Regions from separate parts of the Homo sapiens genome. Here region 1 is linked to region 2. A link is a loop called in an ENCODE intact Hi-C map of the cell type or tissue named here. Cell type or tissue: PC-3. All regions are shown on one strand. Links, peaks and the distances in the headings refer to the core of each region. The heading gives the core; the rest is flanking DNA. Region 1 overlaps RSRC1 (arginine and serine rich coiled-coil 1). Region 2 has its middle 190 kb from the start of SHOX2.

Region 1 (5,399 bases), core at 95-5,094, 520 kb before region 2:
CTTCTATAGAATTATCTATTAATCTAGCCATAAAATGAATTACTATGAGGTATTATAGCAGAGATATTTAAAGAATGGATTCTGAAGCCAGACTGTCTCGGTTTGAATCCTGGCTCTATCCATTACTAGCTATGAGATCTGCAACAAGTATCTTAATCTCTCTGTGTCTTAGTTAACTCATCTGAAATTGTATTGATAATAATACTTCCATCATAAGCCACAGGGTTATTGTAAAAGTTGAATGAGTTCATATATGCCAACCACTCACAATAGTATTATAGCCCAGGGTAGCATATTGTATTTATATAAAATATACAATATTATCTATATACCTTTATAGATATTAGCTTTTAAATATAGTAATTATTGTTTAAAATGCATGTGTCTGTTCTATTTATGATATAATTTGTACACTTAAAAAATCAATGTACAAATTTCTAGTAATGAATCCTTTTCTTACAACAAAATTTCATTTAGGGAAATATGTACTAAGTATATGTAAAGTGGTTTCTCCAATATTTCCGAGAAATTGTATAGAATCTGGTGTGTATATATGTATGTGTGCATGCATGCACGTGTGGGCACATGTACTTTTAAGCAGACTACTGCTGAATCTTTTTCACTTTATAATTTGAGAAGATATATATATATATTTTTAAAGTTTCTGGAGATGCTGTGTCACAACTACAAATTTAGCTCTGTAGTTCATACTTGCTTTATCTACACTCATAATATTCAACAACACTAATTGTTGCTCCATGATGCATTGCCCTATTATCTCAGTCCACATTAATTCCTCCTCTTAGGTCTGAGAAAACTGTATTTTTCTACTATAGCCAATTGAACAAGTGTCTTTCTTCCCCACTAGACTGCCAACTACTTGAGGTCCGATATCTTACTGATTTTAGCATAGTGTCATATCAGACATGGCTCATTAGCTCCTCGATAAATGTTTATTGAACTAAAGTAAAAATTAACTCACAAAATGATGACTCTGAGGAATGTTAATACATTAAAGATTTAATTCTGTTCATGTTACTTAAATGTTTTAGAAACATTTAAGACAAGAAAGGACATTCTGAGATTTATCAGTGTCTCAAAAAATTACATTAATTAGTACATTCCATTCTAGCCATATGAATATTAATATTCAGATATAAAATCTGGCATAACTCCTCAAAACTTCTCTTTTTAAGATATATGTGTGGATATATAAAACACACATCTTCTAGTTAAAAGAAGTTAAAACCTCATCTTCTAGTTAAAAGATGTATGTTTTAACTAGAAGATGTACGTTTTATATATCTGCACTCATGTATAAACATGCTTATCTACAATTTTCTAAGCGTAAAGTCTTCCCTTACTAAAAAATTCATTTAGGGTATAATTCAATATTAAAAATTAGAAATATATACTTTCAAAGTGAAAGTAAATATATACCTTTAAATTATATATCTTTATCTTTATAGCACATATATTTATATCTATATCTTTATAGCACATATTTAAGAGCAGTAAATCTTATGAATTTTCAGAGTAATCATATGTCAAATCAAATAAAAATCTTCAGAACTATAGTTACAGCCACCACAAGTCCTATATTTCCTCATACACAACAAATTTAGATACATAAGGAACAATTTTCTCCTACTGGATAAATTATTTTTTCTATTTTTTTACATTAGGTACTTTTTATTACATCAACATAAAACAATGACACTGACAATAGTATTATTTTATCTTGTGTCAGCATTCTGAAAGCATGACCTTGAAATTTAATATTATTAAAAATTAAGACCTACAAGTTAAGCAGCAGAATGCTTGTGTAGTATTAATTAAAAAAAATGCAAGAGATTTCACTTCAAACACTTGAAACACAAATTTTAAAAAAATAGATAAATAGAAGCTTTAACACAGTGTTCTTTCAAACTACAAATCAGTCAGTCTAGCATTACACAACATTACTATTTTCATTTCAAAGCATAAGTGTGGCACAAGTTATTTTACCAATATTTTTGATTTATGATAAAAGAAAACCTCATTAAATAAAAAACACTTAATGAGTTTGAGATCCTTAAAATATTTTGTACAGTCTTCAATCTAATTTCATCCCATCTCTTTTCAGTACTTTGAATGTTACTCCAGAATGTACTTTCATTTGGTAAAATCTTGTATTTACAACTGGAAGAGCATAATTAAAAACTTTACCCCCATGTGATGTCTTTTGTTCAAGGCAATGCCTTCAGAATTGAGCATAAGTATTCATATTTTTACTAATAATATTTCAGTCTTCAAAAATTTACCAAAATATGATGAAAAGTCAATGTTAGTGGGGTTAGAGCTTTCTTTTTTTCTTTTGTGAATTTCTTACAGGTGTAATGAGCAGGAGCTAAGTGTAACACACATTGCAAGTTGGGTATAGTGTGGTAAATATACAGCACCCGAGTTTCGCTAGGTGGCGCAAAAAGAATAATGTATCTGTCTGCTTCTTCTGTCTGTTGGAATGTTAACAAATGGAATGACAGAGGACAAAGTACCCAATATCGGTGTTTGTAGAATTCTTATCCAAACTAGAATGTTTCTTAATCTATTTTTACTAGAATATAATTCCTTTATAATAAAATAATTTTTAGCACAAAGTAAACTTCAGCACGATGAATAGCTTTCCATTTTTTTTCACTGGATATTTTGAACACTAAAACAGAAAATGTCAGGCTTTTTTGGGAAGACACTGTAAATAAAGAATTAGAAAAATTGACATTACCTTACTGAAACCCTACCTAAAAGCATCACCTAATGTATAAGTGAAAATTGCTAGCAAATTACTTCTTACAGCTATAAAAGAATATGTGAATTTTATAATTTATAACATTTTGGAAGTTCTCATATGAAGATTTTTAAACATCACAGAGTAGAGCTGAAAGGGAATGGCCTCGGAATCGGGAAAACTGGATTTTAGTTTTAGCATAGCAGTGATCTAATTGTGATCTGAGCTGCTATTTCTTAAATAGTCAACTAAGAGCTGGATTTGATTAGTTTTAACGTCTTTGGAGTTTCAAAAAATCATTCTAGACTCTCTAAGAATGAGTGACAATATTATTCTGCCAAGAGATAACTTTATTTTATTTAACATTTTTCAGAGAATAAAGTTTAAATATATATTCTGCTTTAATAGGGGTCAAAACAAAGATTAAAATTTGAATAATCTTAGCAGATATTACAACCAACATTAAGTGGAAAATACAATTAAGATCAGCAATCCATCTAACAAAAATTATGTCTAGAGATATATTTGTTCTTCTCTTTCTAGATAGGATGATTTTTAGAATTGTTTTTAGATATTTGGACAGATTTTAGATAGATTTAACTTTCAAACCATTATTATTCAATCTGGGCTTTATAAATGTAGTTCTCTATCTGCAATACACTCAGAGCTTCCCAACTATTTAGCTACTACTAAGTAATATGTGTGCTAAAATATCATCCTCTCAGCCCTCCAGACAACCAGGCAGGGTCTGAGGTGGCTGGAGTTTGAGAGCAGTAGCCTTTGGCCAAGAGCAGCCTCACCAGTTTAACCTGGTGTACCAACGAAATATATCCTTTTGCATTTCATGACATGAGAAAGATTGAGAAGCATTGTACTGTAGCATCTCTGTATTACCTTATTTTTGCCTCTAATAACTTACTTGGGGAGACCTTTGGAAAAATAAAAATGACTCACTTTCTCCAAAGTAACCTGGAGAATTTCAAGTTTTCAATAATTGCACAATTTCTGGCTGAAATTAATTTCACAAAACAATATAAATACTGATGACTAATAATTCAGAGTATTTTGCCACAAGAAAAAATACGTATAGTTTCTGTGTTAAATAAGCTAATTTATCTAAAACCTATTTAATAGTAAGCAAGCACAGCATTACGTGATGTTATATAGTATGTTCTTGGCTCATCAATTTTAACACTGAATGAAATTGCTACTGATTTTTTAAGTGATCTTTTTTCTCTGTTTTAATATAGAGGACTAAATATAACTTATAAGGAAAAAGGTATATAACAATTTCAAGTGTTATTAAATTAACTTACGAAGCATCACATGAACATATAATTATCTAAGTTGAATTTCTGTTGTTAGTTTGAAAATATATTTTGTAAGTAACTATAGTATATATACATAGACTCACTCTGTGTGTGTATATATATATAGTATTTCTAGATAAATGTCTTCATTTTATTCATAAGATGAAGGCTACAAATGATGTCAATGCTACAAATTATGTAAAGGATATAATGCCTGATATTATGAGAAATATGTGACATGCAATATGCAATATTTTAGGCTAGTTTATATTTCATGGATAGTACTAAATTTAGAAACAGTATGTGAATGAAATTTGTTAATCTAAAATCTTCATAAAAAGTCTCAGTTCTTTCAAAACTACGAAAGCTAACCTCAATTCAAAATGAGTTAAATATTAAACAAACTTCTCCAGAGGAAGAGACTGCAGATAGCTTTGTCAGTGTTATCAGTGAGATTAACATTCTAGTCATAGATTTTTGAGGAAAAAAAATAGTACACCAAGGAGGGACAATGGCTGCCAGGAAGCAAAGGTAAAAATCGACAGATAAAATTCAGTAATAGCAATCAGTGCAAAACTCCCCATAGACTCTCTTATGTCCTGGTTACTGCCTACTGTATTAAGACTGCCTTTCTCATCACTTAATGCTTATTTTCATCACTTTGCTTAAAATATTGATAATCAATTAGAGCTACGTCTGTTTTGCCACAGAATCTGTGTCACAGTCTATCAGACTGTCAGGGCCAATTCAATCCTCATTCAAAGTTAATTTTTTCTTCATAAATCTGCCTTTGGAGGAGTCATTAGGCGCAGAACATAGCCGGAGGTGCAATCACCTATTCTCTTTCATTAGTGGCAGGCAGAGAAGGTGAGGGAGATTATTAGAACTTTGGAATGATCACAAAGCAGCGTGCTGCCTGTCAGATCCCCCCAACATTTAATTCATCTAGCCAACTCACCAGCACTCTTTGCCAACAGTTTTAAATGGACATTATTCATGAACATCTGTGACATGCTGAATATTCTGAACTGGAAATGATGAAAAAGCAATGCCCCTTTTGACTTTAAAATTAATTCTATGGTCAAAACAATTAAGTATATAACAAACATGTTTTGTGATGTTATTTTTGGTCATCTAAGATATATTTCAGAGGCAAAACAATTTACTTAAGTTATAACACAAATGTATAAGGGGAAATTAATGCCTAAAAATCAACATTCTCAGTATTAAACAATTTAGAAAATCCTATTTTACCTACATTAGGAATGACCAGAATTTCTCCCCAAAGAGGTATTTAAAATTCACAATATTTAAATATTTAT
Region 2 (5,399 bases), core at 84-5,083:
TTTTTTTAGCTAGATTCAAAAATGCATAATGGGGACAGACTTACAAAATAATACACTGCATAGTGTTATGAATATTTCAAAGAATTATTTCTTTATTTTGTGCATAGCTCAGAGTGCTGACATTTGATTTATAGCTGCATGGATGTACCTGGGGTTGCTAAGGTTACCCAATTTCATTCACCCATAGATATTTGAGATCTACATAATGCCATCACATCCTCCACTGCATTTCAAAGTGATGTTGATAAATGGTGCTTCCTTAGATGATATTTCCATTTAGATGTGATATATCTCATGATTTCTGTCTTTTAAAATATTGTGGTTGATGAAATTTTACATTATGTGCATATACAGAAAGCAGGGATACATATTTTTTCAGTTTTAAAGGTTTGAAAAACTGAGTGGGTTCCCCTCCCCCTTACCCGCCCTGCACCTATTCCCATATGTTGAGGCTTACTGTGACTAATATTGAGGTTTTTTTTTCTTTTAAGAAAAAACCCCACTTTATTGTTTGTCTTATGTTTAGAGATATAACAAAAGACTGGCTAGTCACCTGCAATCATTTTTATGATGTTTCATATCTTTGCAACAAAAGCTTAAGATTTTTTTAAAAATGAAAACATCTTTTGAGATTTTGATCACAAACCTATGGAAGTTATTCTTCCCAACAGATCTTTTTTAGAAGTAACACTTAGAAAATATATACATATATATATGTATATAGAATTTATAATATACATTTTCTTATTGCTTACAAGTGATCACTAACCTTTTAGCTTGTAATGTATCCCAGTCTTAGAAAGAAGTCTGGTTCAGTCTCCTAACTTCAAAGGAATAAGGGATTAGATGTATGGAAGAAAACAGTTAAAAACTCAAAATATCTATACATTTTTGTGAGAAGAATAGATCTGACTCCATGGGGCAATAGAGTTGCTAGGGGAAGAGATGAACACATACCAAAAGCCACAGACCCCATCTTACGAAGGACTAGTCTATGGATTACGTGGTTTTGTTTCTTCCTAACCAGCTGGTGTGAGTTGTGCAAAATTAGTTTTTTACTTCCCTCATCTGAGTGAAAAAACAGTTATGAAAATGGCTGGCATGATGAAATGCAGGAAGGATTTACAAGGGGCCATGGTTAAGGCCTTTGGACCATGCTCTTTGGAAGGAAACAGACAGGCTGGCTAGGAGTAAAGGATGAGGAGTGAAAGAGGGAGGAGTGTGTAGGTGGTCGGGAGAAAGAGATCACTGGACTGGGAAAAACTGCTGGGGAGGGGCAGGGGAGGGAGAAAGGGCTGAGAGTGGAAAGTGAAGGAAGAGGTGGATTTTCCTATGGGTTGAGGGGATGTTGCAATGAGTGAGAGCGTCAGCTGCCCTTAGTGGGGTTCTGTGTTATGAATATTTTCAGAAGGTTACAACAAGGTGGCCAGTAGACCTGCTTCATTAGGCTGTATGATGTTAAAAGTGTTTTGAATTTGTGCCAACATTTAAACATTGGAAGATTTCACAGAAAATTTCTGGTATTTGGATACCTCTGCAAACTCAGATGATCTGGTGGGGTTGGGCCTGCATTTCCAGATAAAGCCATTGGAAGGACCTGAGTAGCATCGGCCCCTTTACAAGACTATGCCTTTCCAGGTTGTCACAGTGCCACTCTCTCCAACCCAATTCCTTCAATGAACATACCTGGTCCTTTGGGCAGGTGAGCTCATTTCTGCTTGGCTTCTGTCCTCATGTGACTTTTCTACTCCTGGTTCTGCTCTGTGCCTAATGTCTGACAGAGAGTAGATGGTCAACAAATATTTGTTGAGTGTATGGAAGATAACATTCACTCAATAAATATTTTTGTTGTTAAATTATTGTTTTATGTATGTACAGGTCTGTTCTCCATGGGAGACTGTTAGATCTTGTAGGGTGAGAACTGTCTTGCTTCATTTTTGTATCTTTAGTGCCAGCACAACTCAGCAGATAGTTAATAAACAATGGTTCAATGTTGCACACAGATTGTGAGGCTGAGCAGTTGCTCCCCTCATATAGGGAAAGAATCATACAATTAGGTGACAGAAGACAGTGGGTCTGTCAGCTAAGCTGGTAACAATAAAAAACCAGCAAGATCATGGCAGCCCAGGCCAGTATGCCAGAAGGGCTGCCGGCCTCCCAGACTGCCAGAAAATGGCTTCTGGAAGCCCTACCTTTGCTCTTCCTGGCTGCCCCTCCAAATTTTGGTCTCATTTTTCTTGGCTCTACTTCTTTTGCCTCTGGGATCCTTCTGTTTTCCTTTTGGATTATGATTCGCTTTTTACCCTGCCCTGTTTCTTTGTTTGCATCTCCCCAGGGTCTGATTACTCGTCCCTTCATTTTCTATGTAGCCATCTCCAAACGGATGATGCCCAGTGTTGTCCATTTCTGTTGCATGTTTGGGTAGGATTTAAGGTGCAAAGGGATAGATACAGCAGGGCTGCAGAAGGACAAGTAACTAATTGTGCACTCACTTTTGTGTTTAATTCATGTTTCCTGAACAAACTCACTTGCCAATAAAACTGTTTGGGGAGGTAATCAGGCCACAGGTTTCTGGTGCCAGATTTCTCTGGTTTGTGTTCTAACCCTGCCTCTTATTATCTCTGTAACCTTGGATGATCTATTTAATCTACCTGGCCTCAGTGTCCTCATTTGTAAAGCGAAAATAATAATAGTGCCTACTCATAGCATTGATATGCAGATTGAGTGAGTAAACACACGAGCAATGCTTAGAACAGGGCTGGCATATCGTAAATATTCAATAAATGTGAGGTACTACTATCTTAGTCACTTGTTTATCCTCATCCCCAAAGCACTTTGGGTGGTTCCATGACCACCAAGTCACCAGTTACACAAATGTTTTCTTTTCTAAATATGTTTGGATTGGAGGAATATTAAAATGTATTATTTGCAGAGAAAGTAATCATTAGGTTGGATTAAGTAAGAGAAATGAAAGATTGCTATGCATTTATAATATTTATGTTCAATGAGTTATTCAGGCATCGCTGGTGATGTATCAAGGTTTTCTAGATGACCTCTCCGGTGATGTTTTAAGTACAGGTCCAAAGTTCCTTATTTGCAATTCTGAAATTCAAAAAGCTCTGAAAATTAATTTTTTTCTCTATACTCGTTGGCTGCAAGCTATGACCTGCATTTGACAGCTAAACCTGTCATGAACTAGCAAAAGGCTATTTTCAGTCTTTAGTGTGAATATTTCATGTTTTATGGAAAAATATTAACATGTTTTCTTGTAGGGTACTGTCTCAAACCCTACTTAAGGTACTATATGATATATGGTATAGGCACTAATTTATCTTTCTAAAATTTGAAAAATTCTAAATTCCAAAGCAATCTGTGTCCAAGAGTTTGTGGACCTGTATAACCATATCTGTGTTCTTGTTTGGACCAGAAGGACAATTTTACTTCTTTCTTATCCATCCTTGCCTCCCCAATTTGAAGCACAGTGCTTTGAACCACTCATTCATTTAATCAATATTTACTGAATGCTCACTTGTTGGTCAGATACCATTCTAGCCTCTCAGAAACAGTGAAGAAAAGTGTGGTCTTTGTTTTCATGGGCTTCATACTATACTGGGAGAAGACACTAGGTAAAGGAATAAGATCATCTCAGTGTTTTGAAGAAGATAAACTGATGGGAAATTAGTTTGTATGGTGTGTGTGTGTGTGTGTGTGTGTGTGTGTGTGTGTGTGTCTGTCTGTCTGTCTGTTTTGTAGTTACTTTAGACAAGCTGGTTAAGAAAGACTTCTTTGAGGGGTGACTTTAGGCAGTAATGATTAGAACAAATCAGCCATGCAAAGAAGTGGACAAGAGTCTTTCAGGAAGAGCAAATAGCAACTACAAAAGCCCCAAAGCCAGAATGAGCTTGACAGTTTACAGAAGTGGAAAGAAGACATGTCTGCTTTGGGCAACACTGGTCATGATGAAGAAAGGTGTGAGATGTGGTCAGAGGGCTGGTGAAGGAGAGCCTTGAGGGCATAGAAGGTATTTGGATTTTATCCCTAATAGGTAATGGGAGCTGCTGAAGGCCTTTAAGCATGAAGTGATATAATGTGCTTTGTGTTTTCAAAAGATCACTTCATTGAATGACAACTATACCTATGCATTGTCAATATTTGTGGAATGAATAATTTAGTTATATTTATATGTTGCATATAATGCATAGATAATCTCCAAGTAACAGAGGGCCAAATAACATGACTTAAATAAGATAGTTCACTTCTAAACTATCTTATTCAAAGTAGTGTAGGTGGGCAATCCAGGACTGATACAGAGGTTCAGCTAGATGAAGAACTCAGGGTACAGGAATTCTTTCAGCTCCTTGGTCCACTATCCCTAGGTGTAGCTCTCATCCTTATGGTCCAAAACAGTAGCAAGAGCTCTAGCTATTGCATCTATCTTTCAGGCAGCATGATAGATCAAGTGGGAAAGATTATGTGTGAATTGCCTTTTAAGGAAGGTTCCTGGGGAATTTGACATATGATACATCTGCATCTATCTCATTGGTCAGCACTTGGTCACATGTCCTCACTTAACTGCAAGAAAGACTGGGAAATGTAGTCTTTGTTCTGGTCAGCTATGTGTTCAGCCAAAACTCAGGAGTTTTTACTAGTATGAAAGAAAAGGGAGGGCAGATACTGCCATTTAGTGGTTTAGTTGGCATATAATCTTGTCATTCTATTTAGCCATAGTTTATTAAAACTGGAAGTGACTCAGAGATCTGGAGGGTCAACCCCCTCCTGTGGTACCATTTTTACAAGCCCCGTTTCTCACAGGTGCTTTAACTGAGGTCCAGAGAGGTGATGTGAGACACCCAGCATCACGCAGAGAGCACCAGCTGCTCTAAGGGGAGCCATTTTGCCTCCCAGAGTCTTCTCAGGAGGGGTTGGGCTGCTCCTTTAACCAGTTGTGCAGTTTACCAGACCCCCACCTCCACATACGACAACAAACAAGAGCAAGTAGAATTGGGCAGAATGGGTGGATTTGAGCATTGTTTAAAATGCCAACCTCAAAGCCTAAGAAGCACCAGTCTCAAAGGTTATTATTGAGGAAGCTCATCTATTAGTTCCCCCAAAGAAGGATCTTAGAGGTCAGTCAGCAAGTATTAGGTTTAGACCAGGGACGGGCCTTGAACAGGTGGGGCCTTCCAGATCCCAGAATCAGTTTTCATTTTTCTCCTTTTCTTTCTTATTTTTAAAAAATATTCATGCCCTTATGAGCAACGAATTCCCCAGAGCAGAATGGAGATGACCCCACGGAGCACTGGGCTCTGTTGATGAGAATTGCTTTTACCTTCTGGAAAGAGAATAGGCCACAAAGGATCAATCTTTTCTCTGTTGTATCTCTTTCAAGTTGAACTGCA

What was found. Peaks named below come from ENCODE experiments on the same cell type or tissue, not always from the same donor. Only the 100,000 strongest peaks of a DNase experiment are listed, where the experiment ranks them.
Region 1: a loop joins it to region 2, with 20 times the contacts of the local background. A loop is called at or near these places in 2 of 110 quality-filtered maps.

What each region holds. Positions count from the first base shown.
Region 1 is chr3:158,431,666-158,437,064 of GRCh38, reverse strand. All of the region lies in intron 6 of RSRC1 (arginine and serine rich coiled-coil 1), which reads right to left. Among named protein-coding and RNA genes, the nearest start is that of UC.134, 92 kb to the left of the region's middle. In PC-3, for the core only: a CTCF peak has its summit at 2,443; a DNase peak (open chromatin) is centred at 2,454.
Region 2 is chr3:157,914,254-157,919,652 of GRCh38, reverse strand. No RefSeq gene overlaps it. Among named protein-coding and RNA genes, the nearest start is that of SHOX2, 190 kb to the left of the region's middle. In PC-3, for the core only: a CTCF peak has its summit at 4,689; DNase peaks (open chromatin) are centred at 2,772 and 4,652; H3K4me3 peaks cover 1,049 bases; H3K27ac peaks cover 1,624 bases.